2 separate regions of the Homo sapiens genome follow, and region 2 is linked to region 1. The links are chromatin contacts, found by Hi-C in ENCODE. All regions are on one chromosome and are shown on one strand. The core of a region is the stretch at or near the end of the contact, and the rest is flanking DNA. Distances in the headings are between cores, read along the strand shown.

What was found. A loop is a pair of places that touch in the nucleus more often than their neighbours do. Pooled maps may share reads with other maps.
Region 2: a pooled map shows a loop between it and region 1 (8-fold over the local background). The contact joins two enhancer-like sites. A Hi-C loop is called at or near these places in 5 of 37 single-sample maps with no recorded cell type and 3 of 50 pooled maps.

What each region holds. Positions count from the first base shown.
Region 1 is chr20:14,699,033-14,702,126 of GRCh38, forward strand. The region is part of intron 5 of MACROD2 (mono-ADP ribosylhydrolase 2); the gene reads left to right. Among named protein-coding and RNA genes, the nearest start is that of MACROD2-IT1, 150 kb to the left of the region's middle. Within about 2 kb of position 1,704, at least 2 of the 41 ENCODE cell types and tissues checked have a DNase peak (open chromatin) inside an H3K27ac peak, as active enhancers do.
Region 2 is chr20:15,316,058-15,319,015 of GRCh38, forward strand. The region is part of intron 6 of MACROD2 (mono-ADP ribosylhydrolase 2); the gene reads left to right. Among named protein-coding and RNA genes, the nearest start is that of MACROD2-AS1, 390 kb to the left of the region's middle. Within about 2 kb of position 1,659, at least 2 of the 41 ENCODE cell types and tissues checked have a DNase peak (open chromatin) inside an H3K27ac peak, as active enhancers do.

The sequences.
Region 1 (3,094 bases), core at 454-2,953:
ATTTTTAAAAGTCTATAATTTAAGTAATAGTGTCCGGATGAAATAAAGCAAGAAGGAAGAGGTTTAAAGAACTTCAGGGACCTGAGAGCCATGTTCTGACCTGCCTAATGAAAAGCTCATGAATTGATAGTGAGGTCCTTTCCCCCGATACAGAGTCAGCGTTCAAAGTCTATTTCTAAGCTCAATTTATTGTTAAATCTCATTAAAATAAAGTGATAATTTTATGGGTTTGAAATGTGTTATAACTGACTTTTCTGATTGAGACTGCTAGCCCAAGTGCTTACAACTTGCTTAAATGTTGTAAATGTGTTAAAAGGGGGAATGTTGATGTGTATTTCCTCTGTGTTCAAACTGTTCAGATTTTATGGGAAATAATAAAGCTTTACAACTTGTTCTTTACAAATAGAATGCTAGGGACTTTGCAGCAACATGAGAAATCTATTTATTATTTTGTGTCAGAGCAAGCTGGGCATCTTCCTCTTTGTAGACTGCCAGAGTTCATTGTTATTTGGGACAGAGAAGGAAATAGCATGATAGTCAGGGAGATAATATTAATTTTACAGAAATAGAATCTTATTTTATTACAAGGAAGGCCGTCAGTCTCACAACTTGCACTCTATTTGTGAAGAAATATTCTTAAGCATATATTCCAGTAATATGTAGTTTAATACCTATGTGAAAACTAATTTCTTTTCCTCAAGCATCAACTTTTATCACAGAACTTTAAATCTAGAAGTTTAAAGTTTAAACTTTTTAAATCTAGAAGTTTAAAGTTTAAACTTTTTAAATCTAGAAGTTTAAAGTTTAAACTTTTTAAATCTAGAAGTTTAAAGTTTAAACTTTTTAAATCCAGAAGTTTAAAGTTTAAACTTTTTAAATCTAGAAGTTTAAAGTTTAAACTTTTTAAATCTAGAAGTTTAAAGTTTAAACTTTTTAAATCTAGAAGTTTAAAGTTTAAAGTTTAAATCTAGAAGTTTAAAGTTTAAATCTAGAAGTTTAAAGTTTAAAGTTTAAATCTAGAAGTTTAAAGTTTAAATCTAGAAATTTAAAGTTTAAATCTAGAAGTTTAAAGTTTAAATTTTAAATCTAGAAGTTTAAAGTTTAACTTCTCCTTATATTAAAGGAGCAGTATGAATATTCTTTGAGAGATGAACTTTAACCATATTTTGTGTGTGTGTCTCTGTGTGTAATATATACCTATAGACCATAGTCTGGGGAAAACTCATTTTTCACTTCTTCTTTTCATGCAAGATCTTAGGTGCTGTATTTTGCAACGTGCCGTGTAGCATTACATTTCATGATATTATAAGCTGAGTTTTATAGAACTGTTTCAAAAATTTTCATTATGGACCTTTTATATCATAATTGAGTATCTAGCAAAAGGTAAAAAAAAGTTCCACTTATGAAGCTGAATATCAATCACTCAACTATTCAGTTATGCTTAGGCATAGATGAGTAAGCTTGTTCTTTGACAGTTAAGACATATGGTGGTGTGTGTGTGTGTGTGTGTGTGTGTGTGTGTGTGTAATAGATGTGCCAGATAACTAAAATCTTTGCTTAGTACTTTGAGGGAAAAAGAGATTCGTGATGAGTGCATTTATTTTATTCCATTCTATCCACATTTTGTATAAAATCCATTTAAACAGGGGAACTAAATTGCTTACAGTAGTAAAATGCATTTCCCTCTGTGAATGTTGGTGCCTTTATGATGCATGCTGATTTGGACTCTGACACAGTCATAATCTACATACCAAACATAGGCATTTTGCTTTCAAAACAGAAACTGGCACTGCTAGAGCTGTAGGAGTGAGCTGGCTCACCAGAGTAATCTCTCCTTCTTGGAGAGATTTGGCTTATTGTTGATGGCCTGAAGTCCACTGTCTTGGACCTCAGAGTGGGCTTTCCAGTTTGTAGTAATGGGTTCTGTAGCATGCCAAGACTATAGAGACCCCCGAATTCATCTCTTTTATTTCCCTTCTATGAGGGAATTCCTGTGGTCATAAGGCCTGCAGCTTAACAGATGAGCAGAAAATGTGCTGAAACATTGGTGCTTAAAAATATACAAAATATAAGTGGGAATCAGTGTCTTTAGCTTTATCTTTGCAATGGGCAAAACAGAAATGACTCAAAAGTGATTTCTTTAGTTATGGAGCACTCAGGTTTCTCTTCTGCCTTTTGTATTTCCATATGTCACTGCTATCTATATTCTGTAGATACTCTACCTGTGACATTCTGGGATTATAAATATGTGAGTTGCATGCTTATTCACTTTCTCCCACCTTTTCATTCTATCCTGAGTAGTCTAAACTGAAAGCTTTTGAAAGCCTTGCATGTTTTCCACATCAACCCTTGAACATTTATACTTCTAAAAAAGGATGCTGGACTCTCTTGATAACTCTGTCCTTCAAGTTTGCCTCATCGGTGATGCCACTTGACTGAAAGTCCTCTTGGTAATCCAGTAATTAAATCCTTCTAGCTGAGGCCCAAGAGAGATCCCTCTGCTGAATTGCACTGCACAGTAAATGACATTATAATGAGGTTTTAACTTATTAGTTAAATGAATGAATGGAAACTTTGCTGCTGCAATTCATTAGATTTTTACGTTATAAACCAGGACTTGCTGCTGCAGATGAGAGTCCGTGCAATTTTCCCTTCGTATAATTAATTATCATATCAGTGTATTAAAGATAGTTTCACTAAAAGGAGAAATACCCTTGTATAGAAAGTCTAAGACAGTCTAACAAAACATGGTGATCACTTCTGTATGTCCCTGAGCTTGGTGTGATAGGCACTGTTCAGATACTTCTGCAATATTATCAAATTTTAATCCTCAAAACAACCCTCTGTGATAGTTACTGTTATTATTCCTATTATATATGAGGAAAATCAGGCACAGAGAGGTTAAACAACTTTCCTAAGATCTCATAGCTAGTAAGGGTAGAGCAAGGATTCAAACTCAGGCAGTCTCTCTCTATAGCTCTGCACTTATAAATAAGATTTCCTCTCATCCCTAGACATGAACATGAAGATTTGCTTATATATAAATTCATCTTATTGATATGTTTCTTTTGAATTTCTTCCCCTTTTTCTAATG
Region 2 (2,958 bases), core at 409-2,908, 620 kb after region 1:
AAAACACACAAAAAGAAATAAGGAAGAAGTAATAATGGCACACTAAAAAAAAAAAAAGTCAGTTAACCCCAAAAGAAAGCAATAATGAAGGAAATAAGGAACAAAAAAAGTATAACATATACAGAAAACAAATAGCAAAATGACAGAATTAAGAACTTCCTTATCAGTAATTATTTTAAATGCTCATGGATAAAATTTTCCCAAAGGCAGAAATGGTCAGACAGATAAAAACACGATTCCAGAGATTACTTTAGATCTAAAGATAAATGTGGGTTCAAAGCAAAAATATGGATAAAGATATTCCATGCAAGTAGTAACCAAAAGAAAGCCAGGGTGGCTCTACTAATATCAGGCAAAATGATCTTTTAGTCAAAAGCTATTAAAAGAGAGAAAGAAGGACATTAAATATTAATAAAAGAGTCTATTCTTTAAGAAGCCATAGCATTTATAAACATATAGGCAACAAACAACAGAGCCAAAAGATATGAAGCAAACACTGATGGACTTCAAGGGAGAAATAGATAGTTCTACAGTAACTATTAGAGATTTAAATATCCCACTTTCAGTAATGGATAGAACACTGAAATGGAGACCAAGAAGGACATAGAGAACTTGAATAGCACCATACACCAACTAGACCTGACAGAGATTTTGAACACTCCATTCCACAACAGCTGAATACACATTCTTCTCAATTTCTTCTGGGCCTGTTTCCAGAATAGACCATACGGTAGGCCACAAAAACAATTTTCAATTAATTTGAAAAGACTGAAATCATGTAAGTGATCTTCTCTGACCACAATGACATGAAGTTAGAAACCAATAACAACAACAACAAAAAATACTGGAAAGTCCACAAATATGTGAAAAATAAAATTAAATAACACACTCTTTAATACCAATAAACCAAAGAAGAAATCACTCTGGTAAATTGCAAAATTCCTAAACATGAATGAAAATAAAAACACACATACACAAACTTACAGGATGCAGAAAAAGCAGTGCTCAGAGGGTGACTTATAGCTGTAAATGCCAACATTAAAAATAAAGATCTCAAATCAATAATCCAATTTTGCACTTTAAGAAAGTAGAAAACAATAAGCAAACTAAGCCCAAGGCTTGTATTAAAAAAGGAAATAATAATTATTAGAGCAGAGATAAATGAAATAGAGGATAGAAAAACATCAGAGTAAACCTGGAGGACCTTGACTAATTCCCCTGACTAAACGAAAATGGTGATATTTCTATAGACCTACAACAAAAATATCATAAGAGAATATTCGAACTATTACAGAACAGAGATAAAATTGACAAGTCTCTAGAAACATACAATGTAGCAAAACTGACTCAAGAAGAAACATTAGTATTAGTGTTCTCCAGTGAAACAGAGCTAAGAAGATATCTATATCTCTGTCCATCCATCTAATCTATCTATCTATCTATCTATCTATCTATCTATCTATCTATCTGTCTATCTATCTCTATCAAGATATTTATTATAAAGAATTGGTTCACTTGATAATGGAGGCTGAAAAGATCCAAGATCTGGAGAACCAAAAAAGTTGAGAATATAAGTTCCAGTCCAATGGCTTTTTGAGTCTGGCAGGCTTCAGACTCAAAAACAACCAGTGTTTCAGTTTGAGTCTAAAGGCAGAAAAATAGCAATGTTTCAGCTAAAGGTAGTCAAGCAGAAGGGTTTCTTTTTATTTAGTTTTTTTTGTACTGTTGAGGTTTTCAGTTAACTGGTTGAAGCCCAAGCACATTAGGGAGGAAGGACAGTCTGCATTACTCAGTCTACTAATTCAAATGTTAATCTCATCCAGAGACACTGTTACAAAAACACCCAGAATGATGTTTGGCCAAATGTCTGGGACCAGTCAAGCTGATACATAAAATTAGCCATCAGAGATATAGTTAATAAAACTAAAAGTTAGATCCTTGAAAAGATCAACAAAATTGTCAAATCTTTAGCAAGACGAAGAAAAAAACAGAAGTTGCACTTAATTGAAATCAGAAGAAAACAGAAGTTGCACTTAACTGAAATCAGAAAAAAATAGAAGTTGCACTTAACTAAAATCAGAAATGAAAGTGGTGACATTTCTATAGACCTTCTACCACGAAAAGATCATAAGAGAATATTTGAACTATTGTATGCTAACAAATTACAAAACATGGATGAAATTGACAATTCTCTAGAAGCATACAAGGTAGCAAAACTGACTCATGAAGAAACAAAATTTGAACAGATTTATATAACAAGAAATTATATCAGTAATTAAACACTTCCCAACAAAGAAAAGCCTAAGACCAGATGGTTTTACTGGTGAATCTACTCAACATTTAAGCAATTAACAGCAATCCTTCTCAAACTTTTCCAAAAAATGGAAGAGGGAACATGTTCTAACTCATTCTATGTGGCCAGCTTATCCTGATACCAAAGCCAGACAAAGACATCACTAGAAATAAGAAAATTATGGACCAAAATCCCTTATGATTATAGATGAAGAAATCCTCAAGAAATACTAGCAAACTCAATTTAATAGCATATTAAAAGGATTATACATTATAACTAAATGGGATTTATCACAGAAATGCCAGAGTCATTCAATAAGATAACAGCAATCAATGTAATACACCATATTAATAGAACAAAGGAAAAAATAATTATCTTAACCAGTGCAGAAAAAGAATTTGACACAATCCAAAACCTTTCATGAGAAAAATACTCAAAAACTAGAAATGGGAGAAACTTTCTCAACATGTTAAAGGACATTTATGAAAACCTGATGATTAATACCATGGTCAATGGTGAAAGACTGAAACCTTTCTCTTTAAAATTAAGAACAAGACAAGGATGTTTGCTTTCAATATTGCTGTTCAACATTGTACTAAAAGTTCCAGACAGAGGATGTAGGCAAGAAAAAATAAGGAGCATTAAAATTGGAAAGGAAGAAGTAA